Linked DNA regions of Homo sapiens: regions 2, 3, 4, 5, 6 and 7 are each linked to region 1. Evidence: chromatin contacts called from ENCODE Hi-C or POLR2A ChIA-PET data. All regions are on one chromosome and are shown on one strand. The core of a region is the stretch at or near the end of the contact, and the rest is flanking DNA. Distances in the headings are between cores, read along the strand shown.

Region 1 (4,036 bases), core at 434-2,933:
CTGCACAGAAAACCCGTGGAATGCAGACCTCGCTCCATCAGTGAGTCAGCTCCCCTGCCTCCATTTGTCTATGAGCTCTTCCCAGGGCAGAGAAAACACAATTGAGGCTGGGCGCCGTGGCTCACGCTTGTAATCCCAGAACTTTGGGAGGCCAAGGTGGGCAGATCACGAGGTCAGGAGTTCGAGACCAGCCTGGCCAGCATGGTGAGACACTGTCTCTACTAAAAATCCAAAATAAAAAAAAAAAAATTAGCTGGGCGTGGTGGCGGGCACCTGTAATCCCAGCTACTCGGGAGGCTGAAGCAGGAGAATCTCTTGAACTCGGGGGGTGGAGGTTGCAGCGAGCCGAGATCGCACCACTGCACTCCAGCCTGGGCGACAGAGTGAGACTGCCTCAAAAACAAAACAACAAAAAACAACAACACAATTGATTATTTACAAAGCGCCAGGCTCCACGCCTGAGATTTACTCCTGGGACCCTCCCTGCTACTCTGGGGGGTCGGGATTCTTATCAGTCCTACTCGCAGATGGGAAAAAAGCTCCTAGAGAGCAAATACCAAGTCATGAAGCCTGTGGGTGGCATGATATGGGACCAGAATCCAAATCTGTCCCCAGACCCTGGCGGTGCCACCATCTGTCCCGAGGGACAGCCAGGAGGATGATGCAGAGAGGATGGTGAAACTCCCTCCTTTTTCAGACCCATTGTTTATCTCGGGCCCTGCGACTCGCGGCGGAGGCGCACAGCAGGCGCTCAAACGATCGTGGGTTCAGGGCCCCGCGCCAGCGTTCCCGGGGCCTTCTGGAGAGAGGCAGGGTCCCGCCGCCCCGGTTCCCGCAGGAATCAGCTGGAGAAAGGCGGGCGGCTTGGGGCTGAACTTCCTCCACCCCCCATCCCCCCCGCCGCCTGGAGCAGACACGTCGCCGCCGCGCCCCTGGGAACGGTCAGGGAAGCAAGCAGAAGCCGGGAAGCCGCGAAAGAGGCGAGAAAGTGCGACCCCCTCCCCAGATCCCCGGTCCCCCGTCGAAATCCCTGTCGGCCGGTCAAACCCTAGACAATGGAAGCTCCACGTTTTCATCCTCATTCTCCCCCACAAGTCCGGTCGCGGGTTCCCCTCGGCCCGGGACCCCGGCGCCAGCCCCGGAGTCGGAGCCTGCACGATACGCCCCCTCCCGCCGCTCCACTTCTCCACCCGGAGATCGCTCACCCCCTCCGCCCCATCCCCCCATTTCCCGCTTGGCCGGCCCCGCCCGACCCGGAGGCGGCGCCCCCTCCCCTGTCCCAGGCCCAGGAAGGAGGACGGCGGAGGAAGTAGGGGGTCCTGGCTGCGGGCGCAGGGATGTGGGTCGGCGATCGGCGTCCGAGGGCGTAAAAAGGCGGCCCGAGGACTGCGCGCGGGCGGGCAGCGCGGGAAGCCGGGAAGAAAGGAGGGCGCGCGGGGGAGGAGGCTGCGGGTGCGGGGCCCGAGGCCGGGGCGCTCACTTTCTCGCGCCGCTCGCGCTCGCCGTCCAGCTCCCGCTGCAGGCCCTGCGCGCGGTCTTCCGCCTCGTCCGCCTGCTGCTGCAGGGCCTGGATCTTGCGTTTCACCGCCTCCAGGGAGTTGAGGCCGGCCATGGCGCGGAGGCGCAGAGGCGCACGGGCAGCGGCGGACGCTCGGCTGGGCTCGGCTCCGGCGAGAGCTGCACAGCCGCGCCCCGGCCCCCCAAGCCTTTGCCTGCGCGGGGGCCGCCCCCGCCTCTCCCCGCCCCCCGGGCCGGCTGCCGTCGGGGCGATGAGGTCACCCGGCCGGACCGCCGACGTCAGCACCGCTGGGGGAGGGCCTGACGTCGGCACCGCTGGCCACAGCTGCTGGAAAGTGCCCCTTTTCGGGACTTATTTGGAGAAAGCGCTGGGAGGCGCCGCCTTCTCCTCCTCCTCTTCCTCCTCCCCCTGCGGCTCTCCCCGCCTTCCCGGCCCCGGGGCTCCGGCCTGGCCCCGCCGCGGGCTCCCGCATCCCTGCACACGTACGTCGGAGGCCTTCTTCTCCGTGAGCTCCAGCTTCTCCTGCGCGTCCTTCAGGTCCTCGGAATATTTATCCAGCTCGTCCTCTGTCCCTTTTAGTTTCTTCTGGAGGTGCGTCAGCTCCTCCTCCACCTGGGGACGACAGAGCGAGGAACGGGTCAGCCTGGGGGGGGGGTCACGTCCCCGAGGTGCAGGGGCGGTCCCCCCCAATATTCACAAGAGTCCTCCGTCTCTCTCTGGGCATCAGTTTCCTTATCTGTAGAACAGGGGTTGCGATAGCATGCACCACGCCATCCATGCTACCTGATAGTGGGATTTTCACATCTTTCCCTCGTCCTGAGGACCAGCTGTTTTGGGCTTATTGGGGTCCCCAGTACTCTAGGGAGATCAATGGCAGCTTTTGGGAAACTGAAGACTCCAAATGTTTTCCAGAAATACACACATTCCAGTTTCAGAGGTGCAGCCTCACCATGATCTGGAGTTAAGCAATCTCATTCTCTGCGCGTGGATCCCTCCGCCCATCCCTGTCCCCAGCCTTTCTCCCTCTGGTTCTGACCCCAACACGGGGTCAGAGAAACTTTCTAACAAATACGCCTGCCCTCTTTCTGCCTAGAACCTGCTATGGCTCCCTATGGCCCAAGGCAGTGGTTCTTAGACTGTCTTACCAAAATACTCTGAAGGGCTGAAGGGCTCAGACCTAGTCCCTCATTTCTGGGCTTTGGGGAGCTTGGCTAGAAGAGACTCGCCCCTACAGGATCACTTTCTTTGAAGGCTCGGGTTAAATCTTTAAAATTTTTGCATATAGGCCATGTTCATTTTAATAAAAATGTCCCCTACTTTCCCTAAATTTTCAGTCCTCTGTTTATCCCAAGAGTCCTATCCTCCCATCACTCCTAGTTTGAGAAGCTCAGGCCTATGGATTACAAACCACAGACCCCATCACCTCTCTTTGTCACCCCCCACCACACCGGTCTAGAGTTGGCTCAAGAAGACTTTTCTGTCACCTCCAGGCTGAAACTCCCTCCCTGGGCCCCCAACTCTGGATTAGGGTGATCATATCCAGCTCATGCCTGGATCTGACTTTTTTTTTTGAGAGTCTCGCTCTGTCACCAAGGCTGGAGTGCAGTGGCACGATCTCAGCTCACTGCAACCTCCGCCTCCTGGGTTCAAGTGATTCTCCTGCCTCAACCTCCCCGGTAGCTGGTACTACAGGTGCACACCACCACGACTGACTAATTTTTGTATTTTCAGTAGAGACAGGGTTTTGCAATATTGGCCAGGCAGGTCTCAAACTCCTGACCTCAAGTGATCTGCCCGCCTCGGCCTCCCAAATTGCTGGGATTGCAGGCGTGAGTCGCCACACCTGGCTTGGATCTGACTTTTGCCTTAGATGGTTTGACACTGATCTTGTTCCTGCTCCCAGGGTGGGCAGACAGCCCCCACTGAGCCCAGCTTCATTCTCCTGCTTCCTCCCCACAGCAGGAGGCTCAGAGAGGTGGGATGACTTTCCCCAGGTCACACAGCACAGGGTTTGAGCCCAGGTCTTCTGGAATATAAGCCTATAATGAACTGAATGCTTGCTTTTGCCCCCTCTCCAATTCATGTGTTGAAGCCCTCATCTCCATGTGATGGTAATTGGTGATGGGGCCTTTGGAAGATGATGAGGTTTGGGTGAGGTCATGAGGGTTGACCCACCATGATGGGATTAAGGCCCTTATGAGAAGAGGCCAGAACTTGGTTATCCTCTTCCAATGTGAGGACACAGCAAGAAGGTGGCTGTCTGCAAGCTAGCTAGAGAGCGCTCACCAGACATTTAATCTGCCAGCATCTTGATCTTGGACATCTAGCCTCCAGACTGTAAACAATAAATGTCTATTACTGAAGCTACCCAGTCTATGGTGTTTTGTTATAACTGCCTGAGCTGACAAAGACAAAGCCCTTGGCCCTGTTCCTCACACTAGGCCAGCTTCCCTTCCTCCCTCTCTGACTTGCTTCTCTTCTTTTTTTTCTTGAAGAGGGTATGTTAAAAAAGCTGCT
Region 2 (4,036 bases), core at 498-2,997, 970 kb after region 1:
GCTGGAGGGCCCCTCTGCTCCGGCCTGGGACCCTTCGGGAGCCTGGGGCTCTGGCTCTGGAGGGCTGGGCTCTGGGCGCTGGGCTGGGTGGCCTGGCAGAGAGCAAGGGGAGTGAGACCCACCCAGCCCCTCACTGCCTGCAGAGCAGCCCTGTGCAATTGATCAGTGGGTGGGATGCTGTGTACGGCCCTGGCCGGCCCCTGATAAGTCATGGTTCCTTGGATCCTGCTGTTTTGTTTGGAATAGGCAGCCACAGGCTAGCGATCTCAGTTATCAGCTTAGAGCACCCCCTACTCAGTCCCTGGCATCCCAAAAGGGGACTCCATCCCTGCAGCCTCAGGGTTCTAAGTCAGGCTTCCTGGGGCCCGTAGGTACTGCGTTCCAGTCTCCACTTCCTCTACCCTCTCAATAACCGTGGCATGGAGCTTTGCACCTGCGTGGCCTTGGGCAAGTCGCTTCCCTCTCTGAGGCTCAGTATCCTCCTGTGAAATGGGGGGATGTGATTTCCATGTCCAGGGAGGCTTCCAGGAGCCTTTTGGAAAAGTATACAGCCCACAGCAGGCACTACGTGCTCAGGAGTGAGGAGCTGGGTTTTCTATTCCCTGCAGCACAGTCACTCCCAGTCCCCTGCCCCTTTTACCCTCCCTCCTGTCTTCCAAACTCTGTCGCCATCCTGGGATGGGCCCTTGTCCCTCAGCCCAGGCCAGACCCCCCACGCTCAATGCTTTGGGACTTCCCCTTCCCTCCCTCCTCTCCTGTCTCATGTCCTGGGCTGTTTCCTGTGTGTGTTTGTGTTTGGGCATCTCTGTCCCTTCTCCCTTCCCTGGGAACATTGGGAATCTTTGGGAAGGCCTGGGGGGAAGGGGTACGTCCATGGAATGGTCTGGCCTTCCTCCTTTAACTCCTTCCTTCCTGGGTCCCCCTATCCCACGCAGCTGTTTCTCTAAGGTTTTTACTTGCTACCCTGCTGAACTCCTCCTCTGGCCACCTCTGATGTCCACCCTCTAGGGTCTCTGTTTGTAGCATAGTCCAAAGAGCTGTTTAAGTCGATGGCCCTGGGCACATGACCCAATTGCTCCGTGCCTCAGTTTCCCCATCTGTATAAAAGGGACAGTTTCCTGGGGCTAAGGCAGGCGCAGTTGCCGTCACTGTTAGTAGGTGGGAGGCGGAGGGGGCAGCTACTCTGATTGACGGGCCGCCCCTCTCTTTCCTTTGCAGGAGTACGCCTCCCATCTCCCATCCTGCGCCTCCAGGGCTCCCGATGCCCCTTGCCCAGCCCGACTGGGCCCCAGTGTCCCGGCCTCCCAGCCCCTCCTCCCCTCCACCCTCCAGGCCCTCAGTCGCGGCCCCATTTCCTGTCGTGGGCGAGGCCCCCTCCCGGGCCTCCCAAGGAGCCCGCAGCGCTGGCATCCCCGGCCAGCAGCACATAACGGTCCGCGCCCCCCTCCCTCCCAGCCCCTTCCTTCCAGGACCCCTACCCTCCCCTGGCTGGAGGCACCCCAGTCTGCAGCGGGGTGCGGGGGGCTCCCCCTGATCCCCCCCACCGTCTGTCCTCGGGGCCCTGGGACCCCGCTCCCAGGCCGGGTGGGGCTCGGCGCCCCCTGTTCCCCACCGATCTCCGCTTACCGCGCTCCTTGGCGTCCGACTTTTTCCGGGGAAGTTTCTCCCGGCCCCGCAGGCGGGAGAAGGTTTTCCTGAGTAGCGGCTCGGCCATGCTGCGGCCCGGGCCGGGCCGAGCCGAGTGCGCGCCCCGGGCTCCGGCCGCGCCGCCCCGCGCCCTCCCCGCCCCGCCCGGGCCTCCCCGCCCGCCCCCCGCCCCGCGCCAGCAGGAAGCACATTCCGGGAATGCTTGGCCCAAACTTTTTTTTTTTTTCCCCTTTCCCGCGGCCCGAGCGGGCGATGCTGGGAGATGTAGTTGCCTGGGGCCGGGAGGGGTTGGAATGGGGGCTCCGGGTGCCCGGATCCGCTCCAGCTTCGATGGGACGTGACGATCGTGGCGCAGGCCCGATCCCTTGTCTTCCACCTCACCCACCCTCCCTGGATGGGACTCTGGGTGATGGCATCCAGGAAGTTCTCTTGGGTCTGTCTCCAAATCGCAGCCTCCACGTATCCTCTCTCTCCTTGCCAGGTACTGCTTCAACCTGGTGCAAGCCGTAGTGTCATTCGTTTCAATGACCGTCCCCACTACCCACCCCACCCCAAGCTTCTTCCTTGGTCTCCCCATGCCACTCTTTCCCCACTCAATTCTCTCACCTCCAAATTCCAATTACTACTGCTGTTTGACAAACCATCCCCAAACGTAATGATGTAAAACAACCATGTCGTGATTGTGAAAGGAAAATAAATCTTGAGACCTCCAAATCACTGAGCCAAAAGGAAGAAGTCAAACTGGTAACTGTGTAGGACAAACCTGCCTCCCATTCTATTCCTAAGTAAGATAGCTACAAGGTTAAAAAAGCTAGCTGGGCGCGGTGGCTCACTCCTGTAATCCTAGCACTTTGGGAGGCTGAGGCGACGGATCACTTGAGGTCAGGAGTTCGAAACCAGGCTGGCCAACATGGTGAAACTCCATCTCTACTAAAAATATGAAAAAGAAAAAAAATTGGCCAGGCATGGTGGGTGGGCACTGGTAATCCCAGCTATTTGGGAGGCTGAGGCAGGAAAATTGCTTGAACACGGGAGGTGGAGGTTGCAGTGAATCAAAATTGCACCACTGCACTCTAGCCTGGTCATCAGAGCAAGATGCCGTCTAAAAAAAAAGAAGAAAAGAAAAGAAAAAAAAAGCTACATACCTCCCCCACAATTTGCCTACAAGGAAATTCCTTATGGATGAAGGACAGGCAGAACTCAAAATTGTCCCTCTGCTCACATGAGACAAACACATATCTGATCGCTTCCTTACCTATTTGTTTCACTAAGCCAGACTAAGGCATAAGTGACTATCTCTGTAAATTGCATATTCAGAAAGGCTAGTCAGAAACTCGAAAGAATGCAATTGTTTCTCTCTTATCCACCTATAACCTGGAAGCCTTCTCCCTACTTTTGAGTTGTCCTGCCTTCCCAGACCAAACCCATGTGCATCTTACATATATTGATTGCTGTCTCATGTCTCCCTAAAATATATAAAACTAGACCAAGGTGGAGTGCAGTGGTACCACCACAGCTCACTGCAGTCTCAGCCTCTTGGGCTCAAGTGATGCTCCTGCCTCAGCCTCCCGAGCAAGTGGGACTATAGGCATGTGTCACCATACCTGGCTAATTTCCCTACTTTTTGTAGAGATAGAGTCTCATCATGTTGCCCAGACTGGTCTCAAACTCCTGGGCTCGGCTGGGTGCGGTGGCTCACGCCTCTAATCCCAGCACTGTGGGAGGCCAAGGCGGGCGGATCACCTGAGGTTGGGAGTTCGAGACCAGCCTGACCAACATGGGGAAACCCCTTCTCTACTAAAAACACAAAATTAGCTGGGGGTGGTGGTGCATGCCTATAATCCCAGCTACTCGGGAGGCTGAGGCAGGAGAATCTCTTGAACCCGGGAGGCGGAGGTTGCAGGGAGCCAATATTGTGTCACTGCATTCCAGCCTGGGCAACAAGAGTGAAACTCCGTCTCAAAAAAACAAAACAAAAAAACAAAACAAAACAAAAAACCCTCCTGGTCTCAAGTGATCTGCCCGCCTTGGCCTACCAAGTAGCTAGGATTACAGACCTGAATCAAGGTAGTGGCCCTGACTACCCTAGTTTATGTTGTCAGGAGCTTCTAAGTCTGTGTCACAGGCATGTCCATAACCTTGGCAAAATAAGCTTTCTAAATTTATTGAGACTTATCTGAGATACCTTTTGGTTTACATGATGCTCACAGATGCTGTGGTTCAGTTTGGACAGGGGAGACTTAGGCTAGAGGGTGACTAAAAAATGGCAGGGTCCTGAGTCATCTGGAGGTGTCTTCACTCAGAGGTCTTGCAACTGACGCCAGCTGTTGCTGGGGCTGTGGACCAGGGTAGCTACACAGGCCTCTCCGTGTGGTTCGGGTTTCCTTCC
Region 3 (4,036 bases), core at 578-3,077, 810 kb before region 1:
TGAGCCACCAGGCCTGGCCTCTCCTTATCTTATGAGGACACCACCCACACTGGATGTAAGGCCCACCCTTCTCCAAAGTGACCTCCGCTAGTGACAGTTGTAACAACCCTATTTCCAAATAAGGTCACATTCTGAGGTCCCAGGAAGGACGTGAAGTGGGGGAAGGGACCCTGTTCGACCCAGTACAGCCTTCCCCACTTTGTGTCACTGGAGCAAAGAGGAGTGGGTGCCCATGCCCCGGCTGCCCCCTTCCGCAGAGGCCTTGGAGGCCACGGTGTCCCCCGGCGACCGTTGGAAGAGCCCTGCCCGCACCTTGTCCCTGAACTCGGCCGACACGTAGTAGTAGATGAAGGGATCCACGCAGCTGTTGAGGGTGCTCAGCGCCAGGCTGGGCACGTAGGCACCATAGAGGTTGCCCCAGGCGCTGGGGCTCGGGTCCGAGTAATGCAGCAGCAGCAGCAGGTTGCTGGGCACGAAGAAGGCCACGGCGGAGGCCAGCACCACTGCGGTCAGCCTCAGCGCGTGGCCGTAGCGCCGGCCGCTGGCCGCCAGCGTGTGCAGGGTGGCCCCGTAGCACAGCAGCATGGCCAGCAGGGGCAGGAAACAGCCCAACAGCGCCAGGCAGGTGAAGGCCGGTTGCCAGTGGGAGGCCTGTGCGTCCAGGGGCAGCGCGTCATGGCAGAGCACGCGATCGGAGCGCGCCAGCCGGAAGGTCTGCCGCTGCAGTGTCAGGGGCAGTGCCAGGGCGGCCGCCATGAGCCAAGCAGCCATGCAGAGTCCAAGGGCCAGGCGCCGGCCACGCAGGGCGCGGGCCCGCAGCGGGTGCACCAGGGCCAGGTAGCGATCCAGGCTGACGGCGGCCAGCAGCAGCACTGAGCCATACATGTGACCATAGAGTGCGGCCGTGGCCAGGCGGCAGGCGGCCTCCCCGAAGGGCCAGCGCTGGCCACGCAGGTGGTAGGCGATCCGCGGGGGCAGCGCCAGGGCCAGCAGGAGGTCAGCAGCCGCGAGGTTCATCAGCAGCATGGTGGAGGGCAGCCGAGGTGCCTGCGTGGCCAGCACCCACAGCGCCAGCCCATTGGCCGGCAGCCCCACCACCAGGACCAGCCCATAGAGGGCGGGCACCAGCCTGGTGGGCACCCAGCCCAGAAGCAGTGCCCGTGAGCTGTCCGGGAGCTCCAGGGTGTCACTGTCATTGGCACAGACTTGGCCTGGGTAGCCGCGGGGGGCAGGCAGGATTGAGGGCGTGCTGTCTGGGAGAGAGAGGGGACCTCAGTCAGCCCCTGCCTCGGCAGGTGACGAGAAGCAGCAGGGAGGGAGGTGCTCAGAGCCTGGGGTCTGCCCTGGTGGGAAACAGCTGGACATGACACTCAAGGGAATAGCCCAGCCCTATGGGGTCAGAGACGGGATACAGAGTGGGCTGGGCTGAAGCCCGCAACTTCCCGGCCTCCCCCTCCCCAGCTCCGGGCCCCCAGCTCCATCTCTGATGTAACCCCATCTCTGCACCCCAAAGCCAGGACCACTCACCATCACCACCTCCGGTGCTCCCGCTCTCGTCGTAGACGCTGGGGGTCTGGGTGCCGCCAGACAGGCTGAACCCCAGCACCAGGGGCCACAGGAGCAGTCGCCCCCACATGACTGCACTCAGGCTGCTCTGGGCTGTGGCCTCAGGCTTCCTGCCTCGCCGGACCCTGAGCCCCAGCTTCTGGAGCCGAGGCGGACGAGCAGATCGCGCCGGTAGAGATAAACCAGGAAGGCTGCCCCTGCCCCCGCAGACCCACCAGGGCCGCTTGCCAGCCAGCCCGTGGGAGGACTGGAGTGTGGGTTATGGAGACCGGGCTGCCCCACGTGGCTATATCCAGTGTGGCGCCTCCCAGGGACCCAGGTGCCAGGCCAGCAAGATGCAGGGGGGGGGGTCCCAGCTGCAGCCAGCACCCCCGGTCCCTGACCAGCCCAGGAAGCATCTGCGGTTCAAGTGGCCACTTCCTGCCAGCCGCTCACATCTGCAGCCACTGTTCTCACGACAGCCCTGTCCTCACCCCAATCCCCACGCCCATCACGGGCTCTGGGCCTTTCCTGAAGTCACCCCCCGACTTCCTATCTCTGGTGAGCAGGATAAGAAGAGCCCTGCTAGGCCAGGCACGGTGGCTCACGGCTGTAATCCCAACATTTTGGGAGGCCAAGGCAGGCAAATCACCTGAGGTTGGGAGTTTGAGACCGGCCTGACCAACATGGAGAAACCCCATCTCTCATAAAAATACAAAAATTAGCTGGGCTTGGTGGCAGATGCCTGTGGTCCCAGCTACTCAGGAGGCTGAGGTGGGAGAATTGCTTGAACCCAGGAGGTGGAGGTTGCAGTGAGCCGAGATCTTGCCACTGCACTCCAGCCTGGGCAACAGAGCGAGACTCGGCAAAAAAAAAAAAAAAAACCAAGGATGGGCGCCTCCCAGAGGGTAATAGCGAGGGTCCCTTCAGACCCCCAGAGCAGCACGAGCCCAGCGTCAGGGACTCTGGCTGAACCTCGAGAGCCCCTCAGCATCCTCGGCTGACCCCATACTCACAAGGCACCCCTGTATGAGTGCCTCACTTCACTCTTGCCCAGGGGACACACGGGCATCTGTAGGGGAGACAGTGATGCTGGGGACAGCACCTGCCGAGGACCGGGGGGACTTCGGGGTGTGTGGCTCGCCTGCTCTGACCTCTGACCCTGAGTGAGGTGGCCAGGTTGAAGGGTCCCCAAGCCAGCCTCCAGGGGGCCTCCCTCCTCTAGCCCCAGCACATCCCCACTCCTGGGTACCATTGGATGGGGGCTCATCGGGCAGATGAAGAAACTGAAGCTCGGGGGGGTACCCCTTCCCTCTTCTGCACAAGGCCCCTCAGTGTTGTCCCTCCCTGCCTCAGAGAGGCCTCAACCCGTCGTGCCCTGGGGGAGTCTGGTATGGGTGGTTCTGGCCCCAGTGTGCTCAGCGCTGGGCTACAGGGGATGGGGGACAGGGCTTGGGGGGGTCTGGGAGCAGGAGGGCCTAGTTGGGAGCCATGAGGATTGGGGAAAATAAAATGAACTAGGGATGGGGGAGGGAGGGGTCCAATGTGGCCGTTTCCTGCCTGGGGGAGCCCTAATCTCATCACACACTTGAGCACTCGGGGATCAGCCAGGAAGTGACTGAGCAGAGTCTTGGACAGAGTCAACACCCAGCTCCAGGAGGAGACACTGAAGCCTGGAGAGAGAGTCTAGCTGGGGCAGGGTCTCAGAGGCCCTGCTCCCATTTCTGGGCAGTTTCCATGGCCACCAATGAGAAAATCAGCTTCACGTCAATGACTTGGGGAAAAAGGTGGCTGAGGACACCCTCAGCACACGGAAAACCCACGCCTGGGCTCCCCCCTCCACCGTCTTCTCTGTGAGCAGAGTGGGAAGCTGTGCAGGGGAGGCTGGGCACACCGGCAGTCCAGTGATGCTGGGGCAGGGTGGTTTGAAGATGATGCATCAAAATAGTGATGCACGACCGGGCGCAATGGCTCACGCCTGTAATCCCAGCACTTTGGGAGGCCAGGTGGGTGGATCACGAGGTCAAGAGATCGAGACCGTCCTGGCCAACATGGTGAAAACCCGTCTCTACTAAAAATACAAAAATTAGCCAGACATGGTGGCGCACGTCTGTAGTCCTAGCTCCTCAGGAGGCTGAGGCAGGAAAATCTCTTGAACCCAGGACGCAGGGGTTACAGTGAGCTGAGATCACACCACTGCACTCCAGCCTGGGCAACGGAGCGAGACTCCGACTCAAAAAAAAAAAAAAAAAAAAAAAAAAGCCAGGCACAGTGGCTCACACCTGTAATCCCAGCACTTTGGGAGGCAGAGGCGGGTGGATCACCTGAGGTTGGGAGTTCGAGACCAGCCTGACTAACATGGAGAAACCCCATCTCTAGTAAAAATACAAAATTAGCTAGGCATGGTGACATATGCCTGTAATCCCAGCTGCTCGGGAGGCGAGGCAGGAGAATCACTTGAACATGGGAGGCAAAGGTTGCAGTGAGCCGA
Region 4 (4,036 bases), core at 1,151-3,650, 790 kb after region 1:
AAGAGCTCATTCATGCCATTCACAGAGTAGTGTGCTTAGAACTCAGCCCTCCTCCATCTGCAGGGGCAGGCACCCGCCACGGCTTAGTGGCCACCCTCGGGCGTTGACTTCCTCCCTTCGGCGGCCCTGTGTGTCTGCTGGGCAGTGCACCAGCCTGTGTAGCACCAGCTGCTCGGCTGCTTTGGTAAAAACAAGGGAAGACTGTGAAGCTGTTCTGTGCTCTGCACACCAGCAGGAGAAGCCAGCGGAGGGTGTGGATGGGCTTAGGGCAGTGTCTGCAGTTCCGGATGAATTCTGCCTGTGCCTTATAAACATCTTCTGGGAAGGAGCTGATTTTTGATGGGTGATTGTCCAAGTTTATAACTGGATCCTGTGTTTCACTCCTCTTCTTCTATTTATTTTTATTTATTATTTTTTGAGATGTGGTCTTGCTCTGTCACCAGTCTGGAGGGCAGATCATAGCTCACTGCAGCCTGAAACTCCTGGCTTCAAGCGATCCTTCCCAGCCACCCATAAATCCTTTTAATAAGTTGCAGATGTGATATTACCTCTGTGTACTTCAGCAAACATTTCTTAAGGGCATTCTCTTTGAAAGCAGGGACTGAAACATGTATTTGTACGCCCATGTTCATAGCAGCCCTATACACAGTAGCCAAAAGGTATTATAGAAGCAACCTGTGTCCATTGATGGATGGATAGATAGGCAAAATATGAAGTATTAATCAGCCTTAAGAAGGAATGAAATTCAGGCCAGGTACAGTGGCTCACACCTGTAATCCCAGCACTTTGGGAGGCCGAGGTGGGCAGATCATCTAAGTCAGGAGTTTGAGATCAGCCTGACCAAGTTGGTGAAACCCAGTCCCTACTAAAAATACAGAAATTAGCCAGACGTGGTGGCACGTGTCTGTAGTCCCAGCTACTCGGGAGGCTGAGGCACAAGAATCGCCGAACCCAGGAGGTGGAGGTTGCAATGAGCCTAGATCGTACCACTGCACTCCAGCTTGGGCGACAAAGGGAGACTGTCTCAAAAAAAAAAAAGAAATTCAGAGGTGCTACAATGTGGATGAACCTAGAAGACGTTATGCCAAGTGAAATACGACAACCACAAAAAGACAAATACTTTGTGGTTTCACTCACGCTGGGTACCTATAGGAGTCACTTCCACAGAGACAGAAAGTAGAATGGTGGTTGCCAGAGGCAGGGATTGGGAGTTAGTGTTTAGTGGATATATGGGTTACAGAGTTTGTTTTACAAGGTGAAAGCGTTCTGAAACGCCCAGTTGTGGTGGCTCATCTGTAGTCCCAGCACTTTGGGAGACTGAGGCAGGAATATTGCTTGAGCCCAGGAGTTTGAGACCAGCCTGAGCAACATAGCAAGACCCCATCTTTAAAGAAAATAAATACATAAATTAAAAAGTTCTGGAGCTAGATAGTGATTGCATAGTAGCGTGAATGCACTTAATGTCACCAAACTATACAGTAAAAAATGGTTAAAGTGGTAAGTTTTATGTTACATATATTTTACCATAATAAAAATAAGATTATTAAAGTTTTTACTGTGTCTTAAAAAAAAAAAGAATAAAGGCACTGTCCTCTAAAACCGCATAAACATTTTTTTGCATACAGGAAACTCAACAATGATTGTATCCTGTGTTGAGATTTCCCATATGTTTCCCCCATTCACACAGGTGATGTGTTAATACTAATGCTATGTTAATGTTTTCTTTTAAATAGATATATTTTAGTTGAGCAGGTTGATTTAAAGCACAGGTGGATCTGTGGGTGATAAAAGTGGTAGGTGTGGAAACTGACTGGGGTCTAACCAGCCTGAATGTGTAGTATTCCCCATCCCTGTGGCCCCAGAGCAGAGTTCCTAAAATGCCTGCCCTTGGCCTCCTAGCCAGTGAAACCTCTTAGATTTTCACAGTGAGGTCAGCACTAACCCCACGTGGCTCTTGAGCATCAAAAAATGTGGCTAGTGCTACCGAGGAAATGAATTTTTACTTTAATCAAATTCTAATTAATTTTCAAAGCTGATGCTCAGTTTAGTTAGTGAAAAACATCCAGATATGTTGGGGACACCTCGGGTATGTGAATCTACTTTTTCAGCTGCAAGTTTTATGGAATCTAAATACAGATCACATATTTTGGGTGAAAATTTAGCACCTGAATTGTGCTGTGACTGTGGGGCATGCACACTTAGATTTCACAGATTTAGTAAGGAAAAAAATGTTACACGTTTATATGTCGAAATGGTATTTTGGGTAAGCATACCTGCTTTCTCTGTTAATGTGGCTCCTAGAAATTTTAAAATGGCATGAGTAGCCACATTGTATTTCTGTTGGACATGCGCAGATGTGCAAGTATGGAGTTTCACTTCCTCCGTGCAGCAGCCACCTTCCTCTCCCATGCCCTCCACCTGATGTCCCTATTACTTCCCTGTCTCTGCTGCTGAAGTCTCTTTCTCGTCTTCTGTGCTAATAAGGCCTCCAGCCTGTGAGTACCACGGTGCCTGATTATGGTCTTGCTGCAGCACTGTGTTGGCTCCTCCATGTTAGGCCGGTGCAGGGGAGGGGCTATGCTCCTTTTCTCATCTGCTCGGGGTGGAGGGGACTGGACTGATTTGTGTTACTGGATACCTGAGGAAAGACCTTTGTCCCCCTTTGTCTGGCTTTTGGCCTTAGGTCCATAGGACAGAGGCGTGGGAAGAATTGGTGGGAGGGTATTGGGACTTAGGAGAGGGTAATGGGGCACCTCCTTGAGGTGGCTCCCTCCCTGGACGAGGCAAGCCTAGCATGGCATCTGGGAGAACCTGGGAATAACTTAGGGAGCTAGGGAAGGCCAGTGGGTCTCATGCTGCCAGCATGTTGCTCTCTGGCTCTCCTCACACACGCCTCCTAAAGCAGTTACTAAACTCAGAGTGGGCACCATCCTAACTAAGCCAGGTGTCTCTCCTGCTGTGCTTCGTGCCCCCACCCACCCCTGGCCATTTAAGTCCTCCTTAAAGTATTTTTTCCCTTTAGTTCCTGATTGATAACTATGTTGATGGTATTTCAGGGAGTTGGGAAAAACAAATGTAAAAAGTAGTAATAAAAATTAGCCAAAGTTTTATGTTATCTTGCCATCTCTTTTCTACTCAGGGATGTGCACTTTTTAAAATTTTTTCATTCTGTATGCTAGACCCTAGTCTAAGGCTTTATTTATGTGTGATGCACCTTATTTCTACATCCTTAGATTTTTTTTTCTTTTTTTGAGATGGGGTCTCACTCTGTCACCCAAGTTGGAGTGCAGTGGTGTGATTTCGGCTCACAGCAACCTCTGTCTCCCAGGCTCAAGCGATCCTCCCTCCTTGGCCTCCCAAGTAGCTGGAGCTGGGCAGAGTAGCTGGGACCACAGGCGTGCACCACCAAGCCTGGCTAATCTTTTGTATTTTTGGTAGAGACACGGTTTTGCCATGTTGCCCAGGCTGGGCCTGAACTCCTGAACTTAATCAGATTTTTAGTAGAAAGGTGGTGAGGCGTTCCTAGGGACTGCCACAGGTTCCATACGAGTGTGATAGTCGCTGCCCTGGGTTTTGGTTTCTATTGGTCTGAAAATTCCTTACCAGTTAAGTGGCTGTTACTCCTCAGTGGACTCAGAGGACAAGCTGGCCACATCTGCAGGGGAGTGAACTTAGGTTGTGTGATGGACTCTTGAGTCTGCAAGATGCCAACTTGGCTGCATCCAAGGCTCCCTTGTGGCACAGCACCCAGGGCTGCTCTGTGAGTGGCTGCTGCCTGCAGGGGCTGGAGAGAGGAGGAAGGGTGTGCACAGTGAGGAGATGAGGCATGCTCTGTGTCTTTTCTCTCCAGCACCTCCATGTACTCGCCTGTCAGTGTAAGAGTTGGGCTGCTTGACTTCTGTGGGTTATTTACTTTGTGGAAGTTAGGTGGAATTAGGGGCAAACAAGAACATGGTTCTCACAAAGTGATTATGCCTGCCAAGTTTTTTGCTTCCTTAGCTGTAGTCGTCTGAAGTGGTGTGGGTTTCATTTTATT
Region 5 (4,036 bases), core at 1,016-3,515, 770 kb after region 1:
TATCATAGTTTTGGGGAACCACAAACCATGTCCATCTAAGAAGGTGAATTCAGTCTATAAATGTTTGTGTTCTGACTGCTCCAGCTACTGACTATTTCCCATCTCTTTTCCTCTCCTCAGACCTCTCTATTCCTTGAGACACAACTGTCTTAAAATTAGGCCGGTTAATAACCCTATAATAGCCTTTAAAGTGTTCAGATGAAAGGAAGGGTCTCGCGTCTCTCACACCAAGTCAGAAGCTAAAAATGGCCAGGCGTGGGGTTCATGCCTGTAATCCTAGCATTTTTTGGCAGGCGTAGGTGGGAGGATCGCTTGAGGACAAGAGTTTGAGACCAGCCTGGGCAACATAGTGAGGCCTCGTCTTCATAAAAAAAATGGAAAAAGTAGCCAGGCATGGTGGCACACGCCTGTGGTCCCAGCTACTTGGGAGGCTGAGATGGGAGGATTGCTTGAGCCTAGGAGGTTGAGGCTGCAGCGAGCTGTGATCATGCCACTGCACTCCAGCCTGGATGACAGAGCAATACCCTTTAACAACGCTAAAAGGCCAATAACATATTTTGAAAGCCAAAAGCTAGGCTGCTTAAGCCAGAGAGTTAGCCAGATTGTGAATGCAAAGGAGTTCTCGAAGGAAATTAAAAGTGTGACTCCAGTGAATGCCTGAGTGATAAGAAAGTGAAACAACCTTATTGCTGACATGGAGAAAGTTGTAGTGGTCTGGATAGATCAGGTCAGCTGCAATATTCCCTTAAGCCAAAGCCTAATCTAGCAAGGCCGTAGTAACTCTATTCAATTCTTTGGAGGCTGAAAGAGGTGAGAAAGCTGCAGAAGAAAAGTTTGAAGCCAGCAGAGGTTGGTTCATGAGGTTTAAGGAAAGAAGCCATCTCCAAAACATAAAAGTGCAAGGTGAAGCAGCAAGTGCTGATGGAAAAACTGTAGCAAGTTATCCAGATCTAGCTAAGATAATTGATAAAGGTGGCTACAGTAAACATTTTAGTGTAGACAAAATAGTTTATTGGAAGAAAATGCCATCTAGGCTTTTATAGCTGTAGAAAAATCAATACTTGGCTTCAAAGGACAGGCTGCCTCTCATTAGGGGCTACTGTAGCTGATGACTTTAAGTTGAAGCTACTGCTCATTAGCCATTCTGAATATCCAAGGACCTTAAGAATTATGGTAAATCTAAATTATGCTAAATCTACTCTGCCTGTGCTCTGTAAAGGGAAAAACAAAGTCTGGGTGACAGCACATCTGTTTACAGCATCATTTGCAGAATATTTTAAGCCCGCTGTTGAGACCTACTGCTTAGAAAAAATATTTTTCAAAATATTACAACTCATTGGTGATGCACCTTGTCACCCAAGACCTCTGATGGACATGCACAAGGAGGTGAATGTTTTCGTGCCTGCTAAAACATCCATACAGCAGCCCATGGATCAGTTTCACCTTTCAAGTCTTATTATTAAGAAATAACATTTCAGGCTGGGTGCTGTGGCTCATGCCTGTAATCCCAGCACTTGGGTAGCCAAGGCAGGTGGATCACCTGAGGTCAGGAGTTTGAGACCAGCCTGACTAACATGGAGAAACCCTGTCCCTACTAAAAATACAAAATTAGCCAGGCGTGGTGGCTCCTGCCTGGCTACTTGGGAGGCTGAGGTGGGAGAAATCCCAGCTACTCGGGAGGCTGAGGCGGGAGAATCGCTTGAACCCAGGAGGTGGAGGTTGTGGTGTGCTGAGATCGCGCCATTGCACTCCAGCCTGGGCAACAACTCCGTCTCAAAAAAAAAAAAAAAAAAAAGATGGTCTTAATTTTAATGTAGGTGAATTTATGAATCTTTGTTTTACGGTTGGTGGGAAGAACACTATCCTGAAGTGAAATATATTTTATATTTTCTTCTGGAAGTTGTAAGGTTTTGCCCTTCCAATTCATGCCCTTGATCCATCAGGAAATGATTTTTTGGGGGTATAAGGTGAGGAGTCAGGTGTGACCTTAGATGAATTACCGATTTCTTCTCGCATCAGCTTCCTTGGCTGCAAAACTGAGACCCTAATCCCTGCCCTGTGCGAGGTTCTTGTGAGGTCGGAATACAGCATACAGACACATTGAGCCCCATGTCTCAGTAAGCATTCAGTAATTGCTTGTTGGTTTAAGTCCAACCTTCTTCCCTAAGCATGTGGACACTCAGGGAAAGTTGGCGCTTAACTGGGAAAGTTGTTGCTCGTACATTGTCTGCCAGCTTACTACAAGCATCATGGCCAGGCTGGGTTTGGCTGCTCAGCACATCCCCTGGCAGGGCACTGGCGGCCTGGAAAATGTATAGCAGGCAGGTGCTCAGTCAGTCCTAGAGCTGATTTCATGTGATATCTGATGCATTTATTATAGAAATGAAAGCATAAAAATGTGTTTTAACTGTTTCCTACTCCCCCGGCACAGTGACAAGGCTGATTCCAGGCACAGCTTGGTTAGGCCAGCACTTGTAACTATGGTGGGGAGCCTCGAGGCACTGAGTGAGCTCAGCCTCCTTGGGCAGAAAAGCTTGTTTAGTTATTGCCAGCACACACTGTGTGTTCCTGTGGGCAAACAAACAGACGGCTGGAGATCCGGGGGACCTGGTAGTCGTCAGCATTTATGTCACCACCGTATGCCTTCTCTGAATGACTTGCGGAAGAATAGAGTGGGTTGGGATTATGTGGTAAGTGTAAAAAAGTTAGCGATCAGAGGGACTTTGGGTTTACCTCTGGAGAGGACATAATGAAGGTAATCCTTCACTGTGACGGATGAGTGGATATTTCTTTGTACCCTGAGCTCTTTCATCCTACCTTGGTGGTCAAATGTGAGAGCAAGTGCTTTGGGGCTCAGAGGGCATCACTCCAAGCATTCTGCATGGAGTCTGTTGTGGTGAATGTTCTTGCTGGCATCTTGATCAAGGACTTTGTCATCATTAGCCATCAAATGCTTGTTGGTCCTTCTCAACCCTGTAATGTTGATACTTAAAAAACTGGAAACATCCTGACAGAAACAGTCGAGAAGTGGTTGTGTGAGCTCTGGTTATCGCATTACAGTTAAAGTTGGCAGATAGGTTCTGTATTCAGTGCCCCATCAAAAACAGAACACAGACTATATAAGGGGAATATTGTTTGTAAGTAACTCTGTGGGCTAATTGTGCAAATAGGTGCTAGAATGCTGGGCAGCCTTTTTCCTTCTTCGTGGCTTTGTTGCATTTTATTGTATTGTTGTATTGCATTTTATTGTAATGACAGTTACTCCTTTTGATAAGATGATCTCAGTAGATAGGCTGAATTGTCCTGTTTAAGGCTACTTTTCTCCTCTGAATCTAAAGGTGTTCGCTGTCAGAGCTAGTACGGAGTTTTGAATTTGGCACTGTGTTGCCTAACCGTCTTCTCCCCCCGCCCCATCCCCGCATAGGCAAATAGTTTTACTAGTTTGACATTTAATCAAAATTTAAACATGGGGCCAAGGAAGGTCCTCCAGGAAGCATTAGTATGAAAAATATTGTAAACAGTAGCTTTGTTCTAGCCACACAATTTGGATTTCTCAAGATTAACTGTCTGTACATAAACACTCTTGAATAGCTATGTATTAACTTTCCCCTACTTTGAGCTGGAAATAGCTTCTCTTCTCCAGTTGATGTGAATGCAGGGGTAGTGTACCCTACATGGACTGTGTATTACTCCTTTAAGATTGTTGGTCTTGCTGCTTTGTTCTCTCAGTGTAAAGCACAAGTCACAGAACCATGGTTTACCTTAACTAGAGCCCTCCTTTCAGAAAAGCACTTTTTTTTTTTTTTTTTTTGCGACGGAGTCTCGCTCTGTGGCCCAGGCTGGAGTGCAGTGGCGCGATCTCGGCTCACTGCAAGCTCCGCCTCCCGGGTTCACGCCATTCTCCTGCCTCGGCCTCTCAAGTAGCTGGGACTACAGGTGACCGCCACCACGCCTGGCTAATTTTTTTTGTATTTTTTAGTAGAGACGGGGTTTCACTGTTTTAGCCAGGATGGTCTCGATCTCCTAACCTCGTGAT
Region 6 (4,036 bases), core at 708-3,207, 740 kb after region 1:
GGTGGATCGCTTGAGCCCAGGAATTCAAGACCAGTCTGGGCAACATGGTGAGACCTCCTCTCCACAAAAATACAAAAATTAGCTGGGCACGGTGGCGCACACCTGTGGTCCCAGCTACTAAAGAGGCTGACGTGGGAGGATCACTTGAGACTGAGAGTTTGAGGTTACAGTGAGCTATGATCCAGCCACTGCACTCCAGCCTGGGTGACAGAGCAAGATCTTGTCTTAAAAAAAAAAATATATATATATATAAAAGGAAAGAGAAGTGGTTGTTTCCAGGTTTGAAAAATTTCACAGTATTATTTTAAGCTACAAGAGACATATGCCTAACTTCCTCCTTTTAGCAATCTCAAAACTACCCCATGTTTACTAAGCTCTTCCGTGGCCAGGTGGGGTGCTTTGGAAGCCCTAGAAGAGGTCATATGATGTTTTTTCCCCTCGGACTCACACATGTAGAGTAGGCACATACGTCCTGGAGCTGACTTAGGGTTGAGTCTTTTTCTTTTTTGGAGACAGAGCCTTGCTCTGTCGCCCAGGCTAGAGTGCAGTGGCACAATCTCGGCTCACTGCAACCTACGCCTCCCGGGTTCAAGTGATTCTTCTGCCTTAGCCTCCTGAGTAGCTGGCATTACAGGCATGGGATTACAGGCATGCGCCACCACACCCGGCTAATTTTTTTTTTTTTTTTTTGAGACGGAGTCTCGCTCTGTCGCACAGGCTGGAGTGCAGGGGCGCGATCTCCGCTCACAGCAAGCTCCGCCTCCCGGGTTCACGCCATTCTCCTGCCTCAGTCTCTCGAGTAGCTGGGACTACAGGCGCCCACCACCACACCCGGCTAATTTTTTGTATTTTTAGTAGAGACGGGGTTTCACCGTCTTAGCCAGGATGGTCTCGATCTCCTTACCTCGTGATCTGCCCGCCTCCCAAAGTGCTGGGATTACAGGCGTGAGCCACTGCGCCCGGCCCACACGGGGCTAATTTTTGTATTTTTAGTAGAGGCGAGGTTTCACTCTGTTGGCTAGGATGGTCTCCAACCCCTGGCCTCAAGCCAACCTCCTGCCTCTGCCTCCCAAAGTGCTGAGATTACAGGTGTGAGCCACCGAGCCTGGTCTGACTTGGGGTTGAGTCTTAAGGATGGGAAGGAGCTGGGCGCGGTGGCTCACGCCTGTAATACTAGCACTTTGGGAGGTCGAGGCAGGAGGATCGCTTGAGTCCAGGAGACAGAGACCAGCCTGGCCAACATCGTGAGATCCCATCTCTACAAAAAATAGTTAGCTGGGTGTGGTGGTGCACACCTGTAGTCCCAGCTACTTGGGAGGCTGAAGCAGGAGGATCGCTTGAGGCCAGCAGGTTGAGGCTGCAGTGAGCTATGACTGCACTACTGCACTCCAGCCTGGGGGACAGAGCAAGACCATGTCCCTTTTTTTAAAAAGGTGGGTTGGAAGAAGATCAACAGGGGGGCATAAGAGGAGAAAGGTGCTACCTCCCTGCCCAGGGGCAGCCAAGGAGGATCCGCCTCGGCCTTGCTCGCAGCCTCCTCTCACCTCCTTTCCTCCACTTCACCCCAGCCCCGGCGCCCCCATCGCAGCTCTCTCGCCTCAGCCTCCCTACCTGGGGTCCCCCCTTAGGGCTCTCTCCTCCGCCTCCTCCATCAGTCTGTGGGGTCCCTCCTCACCATCCTCCCTCCCTGTGAGGGTCTGTCTTCAGACCTTTCTTAGTATTTTGGATGTCTCTCTCAGCCTTCAGATCTTTTCCCGCAGGCCCAGCCTGCAGTCCGCCCGTTTCCCCCAGCCCGCTCCTTCGCTCTGCGGGGTCTCCTCCCTCAGTCCGCGGTATCCCCCACTCACCTCGCAGCCACTGTCTCTCCAGAGCTCGTTCGCGCTGGGCGCGGGGGCGGGGCGCGCACACCGGGCGGCGGCGGCGCGGGGCCGCGCGCGCAGCGTGCGCGGTGACGTCAGTGCGCTGGCGGCGGCGGCGGCGGCGGCGGCGGCGGCTGGGCTGTTTGTTCTGGTCTCCCGCAGCCGAGGAGCCGAAGCAGTGGCGGCGGCAGCGGCTGCGGCGGCTGCCGGCGGTGCCCGCGGGCGAGCGCGGCCTGTGAGCTCGGCAGAGCGGCGGGCGGGCCCCGGCGCCGCGCAGGCAGCTCGGGGAGGGGGCGGCGGCAGCGGGCGGACGGCCGGCGGGGGCGGCGTGCGGCCTAGCGTCTCAGGTGAGGACTGGTGCCCTTTGGGGCGGCGGACGACACTGGGCGGCTGGCGGAGGCTCGCGGCGCGGTCCGCGTAACCTGCATTGCGTAATGGGGCCGGGGCGCCGCCACCTACGCCATCCGCGCGGCGCGGGGGCGGGGAGGCCGGGGCTACGCGGGCTCGGGCCTGCGGGCCTCCCGCGCCGTTCGTTCCGGGCCGGGGCGGCCTGCGCCGTTGGTGTCGGGGCGGCGGGGTCGCTCGCGGCTGTCCTGCCTTTGGTGCCGTCGGACCCGGGCTTGGGCTGGCCGGCGGGGCGCGGGTGGGGGGCGCGGGCGCCGCGGCGGGGCCGGCGGTCGGGGGCGGGCGGGGGGCGGGCCGAGGCGCCCGGCACTTCCTGCCGCCGCCATTTTGTTAAGTGAGGAGGAGGAGGAGGAGGAGGAAGCGGCCGCCGCGGGGTCCGCGGCGCGCCCGGCCCGGGTAAGTCCCGGCCTGGCGCGGGGGCCGCGAGCGCAGCTGTCCCGGTCCGCGGTCCTCTAGGCGGGCTCGGCCGCGGCGCTCACGTGGGCCGGGGCCGGCGCGCTCTCCTTCTGGCACCCAGGTCGTTTTGCCTGGGCCGGGGCAGCGCGCCCCCACCCCCATCTCTTCACCTTCCCGGCGGTCCCCGGAGTGCTGCGGAGAAAGGGGCAGGTCCCCTGCGGAGGGAGGTGGCTGCGGCTGCACGCCGGTCTGAGGCCAGGCCTCAGGGCGGGAGCGGTGCCCTGGAGGCGAGCTTGGCCCGCTTGACGCACCCACTCTCAGCCTGGCAGCCCCTTGCTGGGCGCTTTGTTTTGCTCGGTCCGTGCTCGCCGGCGTCCTTGCAACGGCCTATTTTATTTGCAGTGTTGTGTGGTGGTGGTGATTGTGGTGATTTGGGGTGGGGATGTGGGGGAGTTGTGATTCAGCGAAATAAAATGATCCCCCTCCTCCCAAACGGAAATAGCATGGCTTCACTCGGCTGAGATGCCCCCAAGGCTTGGGTTTGCTTGAAGATGGGAAACCCCACTCTGTTGTAGTGGACGGTGTAAATACTTTAGTTCAGGCCGGTGCATGAGTCATGTGCTTCTCCTGGGTGGCTGACCTCCCTTTTACTCAAGACTACGCTTTGTTTTTTTAAGATTTTTATTTGCTTGTTTACTTGTTTACGTTTCGTGCAGCCTGGTGGGGTGTCTGGTCTTGGGTTCATTTCTCTGCGTGTGTGTTGGATGCTAGTGACCCCTTGGAATGTATGCCTCACGAGAATTGGAATGTCTTTGCTTACCTTCGACAGGGCTCTACCAGTCCGTGGTTCCAAAAACCAAGTCGCAGTTTACCTCGTAAGCCAGTGGCTCTTTGGGGCTGTAACAATGGTCGGGAGTTTTTTGTGAATGGAGCTGTCAAGTTCCCTACCGTCTTTGGAAGTTGTAAAGAAAGCGATACTCAAAAGGATTTATGAATGTGTTTTTAATTTCAAGAAAGTTTTTGATGGCACAATCTGTTTTATGATCTTGCCAATATATACATATACTTTTAGATGGAGTCTCGCTCTGTCGCCCAGGCTGTAGTGCAGTGGCGCGATCTCGGCTCACTGCAACCTCTGCCTCCTGGGTTCAAGCGATTCTCCTGTCTCAGCCTCTCGAGTAGCTGGGACTACAGGCGCCCGCCACCACATCTAGCTAATTTTTGCATTTTTAGGAGAGACGCGGGTTTCACCATGTTGGCCAGGCTGGTCTCGAACTCCTGACCTCAGGTGTTCCATCCTCCTCGGCTTCCCAAAGTGTTGGGATTACAGGCATGAGCCACCGTTCCCGGCCGCCAATAATTTCATAAAGCATTTA
Region 7 (4,036 bases), core at 874-3,373, 660 kb after region 1:
AGGGTCTCATTTTGTTGCCCAAGCTGGAGTGCAGTGTAGGGACCTCGGCTCGCTGCAGTCTCTGCCTCCTGGGTTCAAGTGATTCTCCTGCCTCAGCCATCCAGGTAGCTGGGATCACAGGCATGCACCACCACCCCTGGCTTATATCTGTAATTTTTGTAGAGACGGGGGTTTCACCATGTTGCCCGGGCTGGTCTTGAACTCCTGAGCTCAAGTGATCAGCCTCCCAAAGTGCTGGGATTACAGGCGTGAGCCACTATGCCCGGCCCGTAAGTCAGTTTTTGAAATATAAAAGTGGTATAGGCTAGATGTGACAAAAAACAGTCAAATGATACAAGAGCTTATAAAGTCATATGGCAAGTTCCTCCCCACCAATCATGCAGTGAAGTGAGGGTCATGTGTGTCCTTGGAAGAGTCACCTCCAGTTCTTGCAGGGGGATGTTTTCCTAAAACTTTCTGAGCATTGCTCTTCTCTGCTCAAGCCACTTCAATACACCTCAGGCAGCAAAGTCTCAGCTTTTGAGCCGTGGTCTCTGAGGGTGTTGGATGTGAACGAAATCAAATCGGTACAATGATGACTGTGGCAAGTGCGATGAAGGAACGAACCTGCAGGGCGCAGAAGACGTGTCCTGGGGCCCTGCCTTGGTTTGGAAGACAGGCAGGCATCCCTGAGGCTGATGGGGAGATGAACCCCGAAGCCAGAGTGCTTATCCGTCAGATCTCTGCTTCATGTTTGGAGTTTGCTCACTTAACACATCAGAAGTGGCTTTGTTCCGTATGGCAGCAAGTTCTGCAGAAGCCTCATTTGGGTGGGGGGAGTTTTATTAAAACAGTTTATCATGGAGAATTCCAACTATACAAAAGTAGAGCAAACAGTAAAATGGACTCTCATCTATCCATCACCAACCCATGACCAATGTCTTCAGCTGTCAGAGATTTATCTTATAGCTCCTTGCTTCCTCCTCCTCTCTCTACCTGTCTGAATTGTGTGAAGCACATCCTGGCCATAAGATCAGTTAACTTCTTAGTATTTCAGTATGTTTCTCTCAACGTTGTAAATGCCACTATTACACCTAAAGAAATCAACAATATCAAAAAGAAACAGCATACCTTAAAAAAAGTTTTAAAACACACGAAGCGTAGAAGTCGTAATTGCGCAGCTTAATGAGTTTTCACAAACACACGTGTTAAGTACTCTTCGGTGCAGCTCTGTCATCTCTAGAAATTATGAGTTGTCCCTGGCAGGGTTTCCATATGCCCAGGAAACAGACTGAGGACATGACTGGTGCCCGGCTGCACTATTGCAGGATCTCTCGAGCCCAGAGTGAATCAGGAGGGTTTTAGAAGCAAAGCTCCCATTTTAACACGTAACTGTCAAGGACCTTGAGCAAATCATGAGTTCCAAGCTTCAGTTTTAAGTGAGGATTAAAAGCTTTTTGCAGGTTTGAAGGAGCATTCGAATGACACACAATACAAACGGAATTATTACACATATAAGCATATGCCATATAAATATATTATCGTTTTGTTACGATTAATCACATTTATTCAGTGCACTGGCACCAGAATGATTTCTTTACACACACTTTGTCACGTAATGTTGAAACGTGTGTCCAGCATCTTGTTTGGTGCTGTTTTAATTTTCTCTTCTCAACATGGCTTTGCTATGCTTGTTTTGGAGCCGAAGGCCAGAGAATTTGAGAGACTTAGCTAGGTCCCCTACCCAGCACCTCGGTGGCGGAGTTGGCATCCCAGCCCTGCCCTGAGCCGTAGACCCGACTCCCTCTGGCGGGTCTCCAGGGTACGGGCGCTCCTCCAGCCCGACCATGCTTGGGCCTTGGGCCTTTCCGTAGTGCACAGCTCCGCCCCCTCAAATTCTATAGGACTCCGCCTCTCTGCCGGCTTCTGTAGGCCAATCACTGAGGCCTTAGAATAACAGAAGGCGGGGACAAGGCGGGGCTCTCACGAGATTGCCAGCAGCTTCCAGCCACTGATATGAGGAGGCATAGAGATAGACAGCGGTTCCTTCCAATAGACGTGAAGCCGAGGCCGGTATGAGCCAATGCGGTCGGGAGGCGGGGCTCGGGTGTGTGTGGAGGGGACCCTGTGGTTAGCAGCAGCTATCGCAGCGTCGGATGTTCAGAGCAGCAGAAGCCGGCGTCGTCGGATGTTGTGTTGCCCGCCACCATGAGCTACACAGGTGGGCCTGGCAGGGTGGGGTCGGGCTCTGCGTGGGGGATGGGACAGGGACGTGCGGATGCCGCACCAGGCTTGCCCGCACCTCCCCTGGGGCCCCGTCACTGCCTTCCCTGCGGTCACAAAATGGCGCCGCTGGCCCGTCGCCTCAGGGTCGCTGCCCTCACGCCTCGTTGCCTCAGCTCTCTGTGTCTGCAGCCGGCGTCCCGGCTCCCGGCCGCCTGATGTCTTGGCTTCTGTCGCCTGTGTCCGTGGGTCCGGGCCTCAGCGCACGAGGTCTCCGCCCCCACCACCTCCGTCCCTGGCCTGCGCTCCTGGACCTCGACGCCTTAGGTTTCCCTTTCTCAGGCCTTGGTCCTTGCGAGCAGGCAGCAGGCTCGGCTGCCGTCGCCATTGTCGCGTCCTCCCCCGCGCAGTTTCTCTGCAAAAACGCCGCAGCTCTACACCCCCATCCCGATCCCACCCACCACCCCCTTTTGTCTATTTCAGAACTGGGAAAGGCGCCAGGCCCTAGGGGGATAAGTAAATATTGGAAGGGTTTGGGCTGAGCGGGGAGCCTTGGGCCCCTAGGGGCTGAACTGCAAGGAATGACAAGGTTCCATGTTAATTCCCTCTGCGTCTGTCAAATGAACCGTGTCCGGTACAGACTGGGTATTGGGAATACAGACAAGAATTCCTCAAGCAGCTTAGAGGCGAGGATCTTAATAGGCAAATAAGCGAGTGTAGGATATATTTTAGGGTGGTCAGTACCGTGCGGGGGTCGCTCCACTACGTGGAGTGGTTGGAGCCTTCTGTAAAGAGGTGACATTTGAGCAGAGACCTAAATGGAGGGAGCGAATAAAGATATCTGGCCCAGGGAGCTTTTGCTGTAAAAGGCTTACGGGCAGGAACTGCCTGGCTTGTTAGAAGATCAGCCAGGGAGGCCAGTGGGAGGCCAATGGGATTTGAAAGGGAGAGTGGGTGACAGATCCGAGAGCCCCTCTCCGCCCCCCGCAATATGCTTGGGCGACTGTAAATCATCACTGGGTGAATTGCCAAGGCCTCCTGGGTTTGCCTTGGCAGTGACTGATGAGGCTTCTCGGCCAGGAGACTTACACTAGGCCTCCCTGTTTGGTGAGGGTATTATAGGCTTGAGCGTGTGTGGTTGCCAGGTAACCTGCATTCTACTTGGAATTTTGAGAACTGAGAATGCAACGTGAGTCTGTGGGGCTCCTTTGTAGACCACTTTATGTTGGCATAGGCAAGAAGGTAGTGCCAGTCCCCTCTACCCTGGCTGCCAGGTCAGGAGCTTTCCAAGAACCCCAGTTTTTCTAGCAACCATCCCCCAGCCCAGTGGGTTCTCATCCAGGGGTGATTCTGCCCCAGATGACATCTGGCAATGTCTGGAGACATTTTTGGTTGTCACATATGGGAGTGGGAGTGCTGCTGGTATCTAGTGGATGGAGGTTTGGGATGCTGCCCTGCTACGGTATACACAATGACACCTACCGCAAAGAAGTATCTGGCGTCAAACATCAGTAGTGCCCAAGTTGGGCAGCTCTGCCAGAGCCTTTCTGTAGCTTTCCTAGTTCAGGAGGAAAGACTATGGGGTTGTTACTGACATCCCTGGGATTGGAATATAATTCTCACCAAGTCTTACCAAGAACTGGAAGACAGTTTCATGGTTTTTAAAAACAGGACTCTTGAAGAAACCAGAAGATGAATGGTTGGGTGCTGTGGGGTAGCTGAGTAATGGAGCTCTTTTTTTTAATAGATGAGGAAACTGAGATACAAGGTCACTAATGACCAAACCTGAATTCCAGCTCTAGGTCTTGTAGGCTGTAGTTCTGGGTTTGGGTGG

The links. Hi-C counts contacts between places; a loop is a spot of excess contacts on that map. ChIA-PET counts read pairs that join two places held with the same protein, here RNA polymerase II (POLR2A). Pooled maps may share reads with other maps.
Region 2: a map of chondrocyte shows a loop between it and region 1 (4-fold over the local background). The contact joins the promoter of SYDE1 here to the promoter of TPM4 in region 1. A Hi-C loop is called at or near these places in 1 of 168 maps with a recorded cell type or tissue (chondrocyte) and 2 of 50 pooled maps. POLR2A ChIA-PET finds 5 or more read pairs at or near these places in 2 of 52 experiments (AG04450 and activated T-cell).
Region 3: a map with no recorded cell type shows a loop between it and region 1 (8-fold over the local background). The contact joins the promoter of F2RL3 here to the promoter of TPM4 in region 1. A Hi-C loop is called at or near these places in 1 of 168 maps with a recorded cell type or tissue (naive thymus-derived CD4-positive, alpha-beta T cell), 4 of 37 single-sample maps with no recorded cell type and 3 of 50 pooled maps.
Region 4: a loop to region 1 is called in a map with no recorded cell type, with 6 times the contacts of the local background. The contact joins the enhancer-like site here to the promoter of TPM4 in region 1. A Hi-C loop is called at or near these places in 2 of 37 single-sample maps with no recorded cell type and 3 of 50 pooled maps.
Region 5: a pooled map shows a loop between it and region 1 (2.3-fold over the local background). The contact joins the enhancer-like site here to the promoter of TPM4 in region 1. A Hi-C loop is called at or near these places in 1 of 37 single-sample maps with no recorded cell type and 2 of 50 pooled maps. POLR2A ChIA-PET finds 5 or more read pairs at or near these places in 2 of 52 experiments (BJ and activated T-cell).
Region 6: a map with no recorded cell type shows a loop between it and region 1 (8-fold over the local background). The contact joins the promoter of BRD4 here to the promoter of TPM4 in region 1. A Hi-C loop is called at or near these places in 3 of 37 single-sample maps with no recorded cell type and 10 of 50 pooled maps. POLR2A ChIA-PET finds 5 or more read pairs at or near these places in 2 of 52 experiments (activated CD4-positive, alpha-beta T cell and endothelial cell of umbilical vein).
Region 7: a loop to region 1 is called in a map with no recorded cell type, with 8 times the contacts of the local background. The contact joins the promoter of AKAP8L here to the promoter of TPM4 in region 1. A Hi-C loop is called at or near these places in 1 of 37 single-sample maps with no recorded cell type and 7 of 50 pooled maps. POLR2A ChIA-PET finds 5 or more read pairs at or near these places in 2 of 52 experiments (Panc1 and WTC11).

What each region holds. Positions count from the first base shown.
Region 1 is chr19:16,074,142-16,078,177 of GRCh38, reverse strand. TPM4 (tropomyosin 4) reads right to left here and starts at 1,683. Exons shown (of 8, transcript NM_003290.3): 1 at 1,481-1,683. The coding sequence starts at 1,612. RefSeq lists enhancers at 612-1,341, 1,342-2,069, 2,070-2,799 and a silencer at 1,124-2,033.
Region 2 is chr19:15,105,112-15,109,147 of GRCh38, reverse strand. It overlaps SYDE1 (synapse defective Rho GTPase activating protein 1), which reads right to left and starts at 1,747. Exons shown (of 8, transcript NM_033025.6): 1 at 1,627-1,747; 2 at 1-92. The coding sequence starts at 1,714. RefSeq lists an enhancer at 1-61.
Region 3 is chr19:16,886,790-16,890,825 of GRCh38, reverse strand. F2RL3 (F2R like thrombin or trypsin receptor 3) reads right to left here and starts at 1,827. Exons shown (of 2, transcript NM_003950.4): 1 at 1,528-1,827; 2 at 1-1,253. The coding sequence starts at 1,636. The coding sequence ends at 205. RefSeq lists an enhancer at 553-1,152.
Region 4 is chr19:15,284,780-15,288,815 of GRCh38, reverse strand. The region is part of intron 1 of BRD4 (bromodomain containing 4); the gene reads left to right. Among named protein-coding and RNA genes, the nearest start is that of BRD4, 46 kb to the left of the region's middle. RefSeq lists an enhancer at 2,626-2,675. Within about 2 kb of position 2,400, at least 5 of the 41 ENCODE cell types and tissues checked have a DNase peak (open chromatin) inside an H3K27ac peak, as active enhancers do.
Region 5 is chr19:15,302,783-15,306,818 of GRCh38, reverse strand. All of the region lies in intron 1 of BRD4 (bromodomain containing 4), which reads left to right. Among named protein-coding and RNA genes, the nearest start is that of BRD4, 28 kb to the left of the region's middle. Within about 2 kb of position 2,265, at least 9 of the 41 ENCODE cell types and tissues checked have a DNase peak (open chromatin) inside an H3K27ac peak, as active enhancers do.
Region 6 is chr19:15,330,460-15,334,495 of GRCh38, reverse strand. BRD4 (bromodomain containing 4) reads left to right here and starts at 1,957. Exons shown (of 20, transcript NM_001379291.1): 1 at 1,957-2,206. It overlaps LOC124904643 (a long non-coding RNA gene), which reads right to left and starts at 1,883. Exons shown (of 4, transcript XR_007067146.1): 1 at 1,848-1,883. RefSeq lists silencers at 1,648-1,717, 1,858-1,957, 2,188-2,417, 2,618-2,717, 2,748-2,897 and 2 more and an enhancer at 1,075-1,691.
Region 7 is chr19:15,417,075-15,421,110 of GRCh38, reverse strand. AKAP8L (A-kinase anchoring protein 8 like) reads left to right here and starts at 2,123. Exons shown (of 14, transcript NM_014371.4): 1 at 2,123-2,200. The coding sequence starts at 2,188. It overlaps WIZ (WIZ zinc finger), which reads left to right. Exons shown (of 13, transcript NM_001371589.1): 13 at 1-1,133.